Regions from separate parts of the Homo sapiens genome. Here regions 1, 2 and 4 are each linked to region 3. Evidence: chromatin contacts called from ENCODE Hi-C or POLR2A ChIA-PET data. All regions are on one chromosome and are shown on one strand. Each heading gives the region's core, a stretch centred on a gene start or an enhancer-like site at or near the end of the contact. The rest is flanking DNA. Distances are from core to core; before and after follow the strand shown. Region 1 holds the start of KIAA0040. Region 2 holds the start of PIGC (phosphatidylinositol glycan anchor biosynthesis class C). Region 3 holds the start of ZBTB37 (zinc finger and BTB domain containing 37). Region 4 has its middle 20 kb from the start of FASLG.

Region 1 (2,700 bases), core at 52-2,551, 1.3 Mb before region 3:
CAGGCTGGATGGTGGGTTTTCTCTTTGGCCTTTCAACTCAGAGCCACGTGGTTTCTCCTGAATAAACAGAAAGGAATCTCTTGAATCTCAGTTGTGACAGTTGGTTGCAGCAGTCATTTTAATGCCCACTTGGAGAAGCCAAAGGACACCCATACTCAGGCACAGTCGATGGAGGGCAAGTCCTGGTTCAGCACCTGGCACCTGGTACCTGTGTACCTGGCAAATACAGTCGAGGGAACAGCATTTCAGGCCCTTGTCAGGGAGGACCTCCCAGGATGACACTGAGGAGGCCCCTGAAATGATCCACAGCCAGGTCCTGGCATCCCCCTCTTTTCCCACCCACAGTATCCCTGGAGGCACTGAACAAGCTCTGAATCATCAGAGCTTTGTGTCTGGAGTCCCCTATTCAAAGGGGCGCAGGTCTTTTCATTTCCTAGCATCCCATGTGCTCGGAACTAGAGCCAAGAGATCTGAATAGAAAGTAGATGGAGAGCAGCTGAGGATGAGAGGGAAGAACCCCTGAGAACTTTTTGAAGTCAGCTTTCCCCTCCGTCATTTGCTTGTGACAGACAGCTCCTGGGGCGCAGTTTTCCTTAGCGCCTCCAGGCAGCAGAGACAAAGACTCTTCTGAGATGTCACCTGCACCCCTTGGAGCAACCGGCGTTGGCTAGAGGGGACTGTCATGCTCATTTGTCCCGATAAGACATCGGAGCCTTCACCCAACCTGCCGCATGGTATCCCTCTCCAACGCCTCCCACCCCTTCCAGGAAGGCCCTCTATTTAGGCAGCTGTTTTCCCTGAAGCCGGGTTTGCCCGGAGTTCTGTGTCCCATTCCTGGAACACTGGTGCGTCTGTGAGAGACACCGGGGCTGGCTCCGCAGCCGCTGTGTCCTGAAGGAGGCGTGTTCCGGGACTGAGGGGGCAAGGACACGTAATGGCGGGGGGCGGGGAGTGGGGAGCCACCGGCGGGAAGACGGGGAGGGAGGGCGCGTCTGGGGCGTGTGCGCCCAAGGCCAGAGGCACCCGAGGTGGGCTGGCCCAGGGTGGAAAGCCTGGGCCGAGCCCCTGGAGCGGGCGGAACGGCGAGCCAGATTCAGGAAGTTGTGCCTGTGACATCAGGGGCAGGACAGAGTTGGAGCGAAACCTCAACTATGCCAGGCGTCGGCCCGTAGGAAGGCAGGGAACACAGAGGGCGCTGCCCTCGGCGGCAGCGGCAGGTACGCGCGGGGGTGGAGCGGGGCGGGGCGGGGCGGGGCGGGCGGCTCCCACGACCTTGGCCGGCGCCGGGGCCCTACACGCCAGACCTGGCTCGGGGTGGGAGTGCAGAGGCAACCAAAAAGGAACCCACACCTCCCTCCAGGGCCCGGGGCGCTGTCAGACGGGGCAGCAACCAGGAGATTCCCTGGGCCTGCAGGAAGCCCTTCCGCGGACCGAAAGGTGAGTTTCAGGACTTTCTGTTATGTTTTTTAAAAATACATTTTTAAGCGCCCTCTGTTTGGAAGAAGACGCCCAGTCACTCCTGTCTTTAGAAGGATGAGACCTGCCCCAGAGATACAAGGAATTATTCCTAAGTAGCCTCTTGCGCCTTCACAACTTTAGTTCTGGTGTGTTTCCCTCCTTCGCGAGGACTCTCAGGAGTCTTCCTCTCTGCGCCTGGGCTGAGTCCACATGAACTCCTCGGAGGTCGGCGGTGGAGTTACCTTACTCCAGCTGCCGGTAGGAGCGCTTTGAAGGGGACACATGGAAATTCTGTTTTTTACTGAGAAAGCTAAGGCCTGAGACCCTCCGGAAAGCATCGCGGGCTTAGGTGTTTCTAAACCATTCTAGGTGAAGCCAGATTTTCTCTGGAGCTAAGGAACTAGCCAAAACGAAAATATGGCGTGGAGCCAGGGGCGGAGAGGAAACCTGTTTGCTATTCTGAGAGTTTCCAGGGAGCTTGCTGTGACACAGATTACTTCCTAACTTCTTTGACTCTCAGTGGTCCCACCCCCAGACCCCCCATCCCACCCATGAAGGTAGAGTGGGGGACATAATAGGACCTGTTTCCCTAACATTCTGAAGAGCTTTACGGGATTCATCATATGATAATAGAGTTAAGTAAACTATAGATGATAGCTAGTGGGAAGACCAGTCCTGCCTAACCGAAAGGGAAACTGAAGCACAGACAAGCACTCACCCTAATTTAACAGAACACCGGCAGCCAGCATGCCATGCTACTTAGCGGGATTGTGCCACCGATTGCGTTATACGAGGAAGGGAAGGAAAAGACCACTGGAGCATCTTGGAAGCTCCTCCCTTCTAAAGCAGTTGCATTTCATTTGCTCAGCTACAGCTCATAAGGACCTGAAGCTAATTTTAAGGAACCCTCATTCTGAAGTTCTGTTAGATAATGGGAGAGCCTTGAGTTACAAAGAGCAGGACTTAAACATAGCATTGATGCAACCTGTTCCTAACCCTTTTGCAAATGGTTTGCAAGTTCTATCTAAAGACTTCTGCAAGCGTCTTACCAGCCTTTAAACTGGTTCAGTTGCATCAACCACTTAGTCTGATGTGCCTGCCCTTCACCCAGTGCTGGGCTGGAGAGGCAGCTGTACAGGAAAATCTGACCAAGTCTTTCCTTTTGTCTGAAATTCTGCCTCTCTGTCCCCATCCCAGATACAATTTTAGGAAAGAGATGCGTTGTAAAACAAAAGTTTCTTT
Region 2 (2,700 bases), core at 9-2,508, 1.4 Mb after region 3:
GATCATTTTTTTCTGAGAAACCCGGATTATTTCTATTTTTAAAGCACTTGACTTGAGTTTCTCAATGGATCAAATGTGCCCTCTGATAATTGTCCCCATCCCTTAAGAAGAAATCATCTTCTGTGAGATGTTTCGTAAAACTTTTGCCCTCGGTGGCTGAGAGGTTACCTTCTGGGAAGGCTGAGCACTAATGGCTTGTTTACAAGGCTGGCCTCACTAAGCCAAGGAATCTTGTCAAATTTTGGAACAGAAGCCTAGAGGGAAATAGAGAACATTTTACAGAATATATCACACTTAAACATTGCTATCATTACGATGGCCAAAGTCAGCTAATAGCAGCCATATAGTGAACACTTTACAAACCATTTTTATATTTAACTCTTTAACCATCCTATAAAGTAGCCAAGTGCAAATAATGTCATCTCCATTTTACTGATGAAGAAATCAAAGCTCAGGTAGTGTGATTTGCCTTGAGTCACTGAGCTAGTAAATGGGTCATGTTTTCTGACTTTTATTTCCACTGTATCCTGTGTTTTACTACATCCCTTTGTTTCTTTATTACTTCCTTCTGTTTATATATCCTTTAATATTTCCATGAACTCAGTTTAATTAGCAATCTTGTCCTCACTTCTTTTAGGAGGTAAAGAGGAAAAAAACCAAGCTTTGAAGCTATAGACAACTGGATATTGATCTCTGTTCATCTACTTCCCAGGTGCCTGTCTTTGGACAAATACAACTTATCTGAGCCTTAGATTTGTCCTCTTTGAGGGGGGAGATGATATAATCAGTGTAAAGGTCAATGCACCAAAAAAGAGAGTTTCATGAGAGCAGCAATTTTTGTGTGTTTCATTCACGGCTGTATCATGAGCACCCCAAGCATGGCTTGTTACATGCAGGCATTCAATCAGTATCTGTGGAATGAACGCATGGATGCACGGGAAGTCCCAGCTGAGGGCCTGACTTAATAAAGGAGCGCAACAAAAGCGGCCATTATCTCTCACCTACTGGCCCAGCCTCTTTCCTTGTCCTCTCTTGCCTTACCCAGTCCTTCAGATGGCACATCCCATCTTTCAATAGGGGATTGCTGGGGATTTGCCTTCCTAGGCTCAGAGCATTCGGGTTTGGGCCAGTCTCCAGGAGAGGAGACCGGAGGTCCTTCGAGCAGCCAGGAGGGGGCAGCAGTCACGTCGCGATGGTTCCAGCCGGGGAAGGGTGCCCTCGCTAAGGAGATTGCGGCGGACCCGGAAGTGCTTGGCCACAGTCGCAGCCCCGGCGCCCCGAAGCGGGAAAAAGGCTGGGTGCCGCCGTCCCCCAGCTGCGCAACCCTAGGAACTCTCGGGTAGGTGGGTTCCGTGTAACGGTCAGTGTTTCCGGGGCTCCTTTTCCTCTGCTGCCTCCCGCAGACCCAAGGCTGAGTGAGGGGCGGCGGCGGAAGTGGGAGGCCCACCCAAAAAGCCAAATGGGGTGCCAGAAGAGTGAAGGCGCACCCTGGGGTCACCCTACCCTACCCCGTCCCCTCCCAGCCCCACTCTGCGGGCGGGCGCTGCCCTTTTGGGCGTCGCAGACCCTCCAACCCCGGCGGCGGCCTTAAGATTCCCGGGCTGGGATCCCTGCTGCAGAGGGGGTAACGGTGTCTGGCTTGCCAAGCAATATTTGTTGTGGTCTATCATGGAAGAAATAAAGTCGGGCAATATGAATTTTTTTTTTCTCAAATTTGCCGGATGGCTGTGGTGTTTCTGACTCTTAGTTTTCTCATTGTGAAAAAGGAATGATTATCTTCTTCGATCCTCTCAAGAGTTTCCTTGTTTTGAGTAGATTGATAGCTCTTTAAAGGATGCTAAGCTCAGCTAATGGAAGAAGAGTCTAGTTTCTTTGAGGCTTTGATTTTGGTTAAACTATAGAGCTCATACCTTTCTGTATGGTGCAGCTTACTATTGTCTTTGGATTGGTAACTTAAAAAATACAAATAACATGCCTTTGAGAACCAATAAAAACTATGGATATTATCCCTATAAATTTACACAAATCCAGATATAAGCATGCAATGTGATATACCTAAGGGATATGTGAACCACTGAGTTAAGAACTGCTTTAGAGGGAGATACAATGTGAGACACAGGCTTTGGGATAAGACTTTGGTTTGAATCCTGGCTCTGCTCTGTTACCTTAGGGCAAAGTTACTTAAGCATCTTGAATCTCAGCTTTTTTACCAAAGCAGGACTAATACTAACTTACAAGGTGGTGAGGATTAAGTGAAAGAAGATACATAAGGCACTTAGCACATAGTAGGTACTCAATAAGCGATAGCTAACAGATGTCTATTATTATTCAAGGAATTATAATTTTCAAATCTGAAATGCAGTTTTAATGTCCCATAAGGTGACTACCACATACATTTTTCTCAGACTTTTAGTAAACTGAGTTGATTTGACTTTATCTCAGTACTACTCTTGACCTTTCACAACTTTCGTAGGTTCACAGTCTCTCTTTTTCTAGGAACTTGGCTGTGTTGTCCTGCCTCAGAGACAAATTCATCTATTGTAGGCCTAGCCCCTGCCTTTGAAAACAAGGAAAGGTTGGTAGAACATCAACACAGCATGGAATTTCCAGGGAGGTCTCATTTCAAAACTTCATAAAGAACAAGAACCACCTGGACTTCTGTGAGGGCGATGATTAAACTGGCCTGAGTTTGAATGAAAG
Region 3 (2,700 bases), core at 73-2,572:
CCACATGAATGTAGGCTAATATTTCTAAGCTTAAGAATCAGAGCCCCCCCCACAAAAAGACTTTGGTTATAGGGCTGTGAAGCAAACTCTAGGAAAAATCCCACAGCTGTGCCAGGATTCAACCAAGATGCAGAGAATGTGAAGTTCAGTTGTCAAAATTAGGAAAGCTGGGTAAATCTGCCAAATTCGAAGTTGGCAATTCCGAGGTGGTGATGAATACTTCCATCCTGAAACTTAGTTCTCCAGATCCGATGAAAAAATACAGCATTTACCAAGTATGCCAACATTTTTCCATTAAAATATTTTTAAAAAATGGCTGAAACACTAAACCTGAAGCTGTATACAAGATAGTTGAAAGTACAGTTTCAACTACTGAAAATAGTTTGTATAAATCCGAACAGGAAGACATTTACTTAAGCCCAATGTGCGTTCACTTATCTATATATTACATAGTTACACCACACCTGAAACTTCAGGAACTTACTCTGCCAAGCTCACAGTACTGCCCCGCATTAACAACACACTTATTAAATAGGGAAGTGTATACACTGTTTTCAACAATCAACTTTAGCCAATCTGACCTTTTTCCAAAGCGTTATTGTTTGTTTTGAAACTTTTAATCCAATAAGAGCCTCTGTCGATGCCATCATGAATTCAGATGTGTTTATTTTGGAGCCTACACCAGCGCCTTTTTTGTTTGCTCTTTCCGGCAATTCCCCAGTGAGGAAGCCCCTGGAGGAAAGTCTTTCGCTACCGTCGGCACTGGAGGGGTGAGAGCTGTAAAAGGGAGAATTGGGAACGGCATGGGGTTGGCCACTCCAGCACTTGAGCAGCTTTCTTCTGCGTTAGGAAGCCTGGGGAGAGGGGAACTGGCTAAAGGGCAAAATGTCACTGAGGAACTTCGGAGAAGATGGGGACAAGGCGTCGGGCGGGGGAGCCAGCGCTCAGGTGAGAACTAGGAAGGGGGCGGCGCCCAGGGACCGGCTCCAGGCGGCGGCGGGCGGGGAGCTGCCAGGAGGTGGGTGTGCGTATCTGGGTGTGTCCCGGCTGCGGTGGGGGAGGGGGCCGCCCTTCCCGGGGTCCTGAGGGAGGGGCCCCGCGAGGGGGCGGGTCCGGCAGATCAGCCCGGCCGGGGGCCAAGGGGGTGGAAGGTCGCCCGGTGCCTGGAGGCGGGGTGAAGGAAAGTAGCTGAGCGCCCCAGGAGCGCGCTGCGGCGGAGGGCGGGCGAGGTGACCCCGGTGCAGGGAAGTGGCACTGGGGTGTGGGGCCCGAGTCCAGTCAAGGAGCAGCACCTACCTCCGGGGGTGGAAATGGGCCGGAATGGGCCGGAACACCGTCCCGGAAGTGAAATCCCCCACCCCCTCCCACGGAGCGGGCGACGTGCCGGAAGGAAATCACTCAGCCTTACACCGCCCCCCCTTCCCCCATCCCCAGAGCTTTCCTTGCCTCGCGCCCCCTCCCCTCTCTGCTCTTCCTCCTCAGTCGGGAGGAGGGCGGGAGCACGGCATCACGTGGACGGTCATGTCTCTGCCCACAATGGCGAGGAAGGGCGGGGAAAAGGGGCGGACTTAAGGGGTGGGAAGAAGGTGATACTGGATGAGAGGAAGATTGAGGGAGGTTAGGGGGAGGAGCCGAAGCGGACGCTGCCGGGAGCGTGCGTCGTGACGTCATCAAAAGAACTCTTATATACAGGAGCCCAGGCACCATACTGTCTTTTCGAGGTAGGAGTCGACTCCTGTGAGGTATGTTTTATCTTTGCGAATGTTGCGGGTTTTGGGGCGCTCCAGCCTTTGTCTGCTAAGGTCACCCTGAATTGACTGGGACTTCTAAGCCAGTCGCGCGCCTTTGCAGGGCCTACAAGTTGAGGATGGTGGGGGATTGCACATATGGTGCATGCGTGACCTAAGCTGCGACTATGTTAGAGTAGAACTGCGGAGAAGCCTCGGCTCTCGTGCCCTGCCTCTGATGAAGCCTGTGTTGGTAGGGACATCTGAGAGTAATGATGAATGCCAACCGCTCTGATGGTGGCACATGCCGAGTCACCCGAGTAAGCTATTGTTAAGGGCCGTGACCCGAGCCTCCATCAGCCGTCCGCTCTCATGAAAGGCTGTCGGTGGTAGTCCACGTGCTTAAGTGCCTGCATTCCGCAGTGTCACCAATATTTCCATTAGTGTTTCTTTTTTCTTTTTTGAGACCGAGCCTCGTTCTGTCACCCAGGCTGGAATGCAGTGGCTCGACATCGGTTAATGGCAACCTCCGCGTCCCGAGTTAAGCAGTTCTGCCTCAGCCTCCCAAGTAACTGGGACTACAGGCGCGCGCCACCATGCTAGGCTTTTATATTTTTAGTAGAGACGGGGTTTCACCATGTTGGCGAGACTGGTCTTGAACTCCTGACCTCAGGTGATCCACCAGCCGTGGTCCCCCAACATACTGGGATTACAAGCCGTGAGCCACCGCGCCCGGCCGCCATCGGTGGTTCTTAACTGCGGGTGCAGTGCTTCTTTGTAACATTAAGTGTATCCTTTACCTGTCGCTAGATAATGAATGGTATGTTACCTGCATCATTGGTTTAAAAAGACGAACCGTTTTTTTAAAGAACACTCTTTAAAAAAAAGAACCGTGGAACAATGAATTAAAATCTGTACCTGATCTCTTTAGGTATGGTGCTGGGTGCAGATGCAGTGTGGCTCTGGATAGCAC
Region 4 (2,700 bases), core at 142-2,641, 1.2 Mb after region 3:
CTTCATCCAGCACAAACAGGGCAGACTTCAGTCCTTTCACAAAGACACAGCATTAAGCCTTCATGACTTACTAGAAATCCTACTTTTTGAGTAGAAGCCTTCATTTCTTATTGTCTTTCCTGGGTGATTTTCTGCTAATCTTCAGTCCCTCTTCCCTCCCTGGAGTTTGGGGGAAGGTCAGTGGTGTAAATTATAGACTGATAAGCCCCTGCAAAGCCAGGCAACCTAATCAACCACTCCACCAATACTTCCTGAGCACCTGGCACCAGGTACCATTGTGGGGATATAATGAAATGGAAAATATTCCATGTCCTCAAGGATGTTACACAGCTACCAGGGGTGGAAAGATTGTCTGTAGCTCTCAGACGGTAAAGTAGCTATAAAGTTCATGGGAAGTCTAAGCATAACACGTTTCTGAAGCTCATGCCACGCCATGTGCTCTACCGCCATGACCCAATCTGTTTGAAATGTTTAGGCAGTCTGCCTGGAAATCCTGCTAGCATGTGGCCAGTGCAGGTCATCAAGTCACCAGGAGCGGGCAAGGGAATGGTGCAAGGCTAAGAGCTCTTTGGTTCTACCGTGGCTTATTGAGTTCCTGTGGCATAAAGCTCTACACTAACTGCTTCAGGGAGGCAAAGAGGAACAAGTCAGTCTAGGAACCCTGATTGTCCACGGTCAGAAAAACAGCACTGAAGCTGAGAAGTTCTTATGTAACAGTAACTACATTAAAAAGAGAAAGTGCGAGAAACACTTTAAGAAGACTCCAAATTAGTACTGTGTTAAAGAAGAGAGATGGCATATTTAGACTGGAGAAGGAGGAAAGAACAGAGTTGGGAACTGAAGAAATATTTCATGGGGAAGGCTGAATTTGACATGGGGCTTAAAGAATTATTATCTCCATTTATTTTAGCTTTATTTTTAAACAAATAACAACAACAAAACCTTTGGGCACATTTTATTGGAAGCATCATATGAAGAAAATTACCAATTAAAGAGAAATGGTCAATCTGGTAAGTGACCTGAATCCTCGTTGCTAAGTTTGCTCAGAACCCTCTGGGCATTCCTGCCAGCCTGGCTTAGTCTGCTCATGGAGCTGCAACCACAACAGACCATCCTGTTCCTCAACCAGCCCTCCCTTAAAAGGCAAGGCACACACATGCTATGCCCTTGGGTGGATATTTATCCACAGCCAACCTTCCAGGGCACAAGCTTCACAGGCAGTCACCTGCCGCCCAAGGCTGCTCCTCTCCTCATGCAGGATTCTACCCTGGTTACTTTCCTTTGGAGAGGCTCTGACATAACGAGAATCAGGGTTTCCAGAGATGAGACAGATCAGAGACTGATCTGCCCACAGCACTCTGCGGTCTGGGCTCGAGAGCTCAAGCGTTCCAGAATGCAGTGGAACATGTGTGTACTCCACCAAGCAACAGAAATTCAGCCGTCATCTTGTTCCATAGGGCAGCAACATGCAGGGCAGAGGGAGAACCACTCCTGGGTCTTCTAGAAAACCAAGCCAGCCTCAGTCACACTCACAGGGGATCTCAGAATGTTAGACAAAGGAGGCTTCACACACCGGAAGCCCAGGCAGCAGAAGCCAGACACAACCACAGCACACAGAAAGTCAAAGATACTGGGTAGATATAGAGCAGTGCCAGGAGTAGATTTTAGTGTTTGATTTTTGTCGATTATAAGTGTGCATCCTGTTTATCTGCCTAGTGAAATGCATAGAGATAAGTCCCAGCCTGTAGATATAAAGGACGTGTTTCATCTTTTTTCATGCATGAGTGTGTGTATGAATATGCAAACAGAATGAGTGTATTGATGTCTCACAACCAGGTAAAGTTGCATTCCTGTGACTCACTGAAAATGTAAGACATTTCACACTCATGAATAACCAGCCCCCAAACCACAGGACACAAACCATGTCCTTTTACTTGGTTTTCAAATAACCTCATGCATAGTTTTGTGCTTTGAGAGCAGAGGAAAGAAACTTTCTTATTGGAAAAGGAAAAGAAAAACAGAGGACAGGAGAATTCTTCTCCCACCAAGCAGCTCCTTCCTTGAAGATCTTTCCAAAGAGACTGTTCATTTAGTCAACAAAGATCCGTGGAAAATTTAAGAATATGCAGAAACCCTCAATTTACTCACTATCTAGTGGGGGATATGGAAAAGTAACTATAAACTTTAAAAAACAGTTATAACCGTATGGTAAGAGTAGACACAAGTACCTTACAAGCAAGGAGGGCGGTCATCAATTTCACACTTGCAGGATCACAGGTGTCAGAGGTTGTAACCCTCAAGCTAGGCCCCCAAGTGATACAATAGGTAGAAGGCAGTTAAGCTGAAAGGAAAAAGAGTCATTCAAGGCAGACAAGAGAGCATGAAAAGAGAGCAAGATATGTTGTGCAACCTGCCAGCTAGGGTTCACCTGGCTTTATTTTTCTCTATGGTACTTAGTGCCATCTGATATTTTACACAATTCTTTGTTTATTGTCTGTCTCCAACTACAATGTAAGCCCCCTGAGGGCAGGGACTTTGTTTTACTCTCTGCTACATCCCCAGAACGTAGAATAGACTTGGTACAAGGAGGCATTAATAAATACTTGCTGAATGCACAAATGTTAGAGAGGAGTGAGAAATGAGGCTGGACTGCCAGGCAAGGTAGCCCCCGCAGGTCATGAGGGCCTTGTGTGCTGTGCT

Evidence for each region. Hi-C counts contacts between places; a loop is a spot of excess contacts on that map. ChIA-PET counts read pairs that join two places held with the same protein, here RNA polymerase II (POLR2A). Pooled maps may share reads with other maps.
Region 1: a loop to region 3 is called in a map of ascending aorta, with 7 times the contacts of the local background. The contact joins the promoter of KIAA0040 here to the promoter of ZBTB37 in region 3. A Hi-C loop is called at or near these places in 3 of 168 maps with a recorded cell type or tissue (ascending aorta and naive thymus-derived CD4-positive, alpha-beta T cell), 2 of 37 single-sample maps with no recorded cell type and 13 of 50 pooled maps. POLR2A ChIA-PET finds 5 or more read pairs at or near these places in 1 of 52 experiments (CD4-positive, alpha-beta T cell).
Region 2: a loop to region 3 is called in a map of naive thymus-derived CD4-positive, alpha-beta T cell, with 5 times the contacts of the local background. The contact joins the promoter of PIGC here to the promoter of ZBTB37 in region 3. A Hi-C loop is called at or near these places in 1 of 168 maps with a recorded cell type or tissue (naive thymus-derived CD4-positive, alpha-beta T cell) and 9 of 50 pooled maps. POLR2A ChIA-PET finds 5 or more read pairs at or near these places in 1 of 52 experiments (CD4-positive, alpha-beta T cell).
Region 4: a pooled map shows a loop between it and region 3 (4-fold over the local background). The contact joins the enhancer-like site here to the promoter of ZBTB37 in region 3. A Hi-C loop is called at or near these places in 6 of 50 pooled maps.

Annotation. Positions count from the first base shown.
Region 1 is chr1:175,191,377-175,194,076 of GRCh38, reverse strand. KIAA0040 reads left to right here and starts at 1,301. Exons shown (of 4, transcript NM_014656.3): 1 at 1,301-1,437. RefSeq lists enhancers at 639-748, 1,469-1,618, 1,859-1,908, 2,049-2,098.
Region 2 is chr1:172,442,627-172,445,326 of GRCh38, reverse strand. PIGC (phosphatidylinositol glycan anchor biosynthesis class C) reads left to right here and starts at 1,258. Exons shown (of 2, transcript NM_153747.2): 1 at 1,258-1,339; 2 at 2,497-2,700. It overlaps C1orf105 (chromosome 1 open reading frame 105), which reads right to left. Exons shown (of 7, transcript NM_139240.4): 2 at 169-254. RefSeq lists enhancers at 870-1,179, 903-1,426.
Region 3 is chr1:173,867,002-173,869,701 of GRCh38, reverse strand. It overlaps ZBTB37 (zinc finger and BTB domain containing 37), which reads right to left and starts at 1,322. Exons shown (of 5, transcript NM_001122770.3): 1 at 1,297-1,322; 2 at 582-777. GAS5 (growth arrest specific 5) reads left to right here and starts at 1,713. Exons shown (of 12, transcript NR_002578.4): 1 at 1,713-1,742; 2 at 2,659-2,700. SNORD74 (small nucleolar RNA, C/D box 74) reads left to right here and starts at 1,957; the gene lies at 1,957-2,028. RefSeq lists an enhancer at 44-1,243 and a silencer at 878-1,287.
Region 4 is chr1:172,638,167-172,640,866 of GRCh38, reverse strand. No RefSeq gene overlaps it. Among named protein-coding and RNA genes, the nearest start is that of FASLG, 20 kb to the left of the region's middle. RefSeq lists an enhancer at 1,131-2,330. Within about 2 kb of position 1,391, at least 6 of the 41 ENCODE cell types and tissues checked have a DNase peak (open chromatin) inside an H3K27ac peak, as active enhancers do.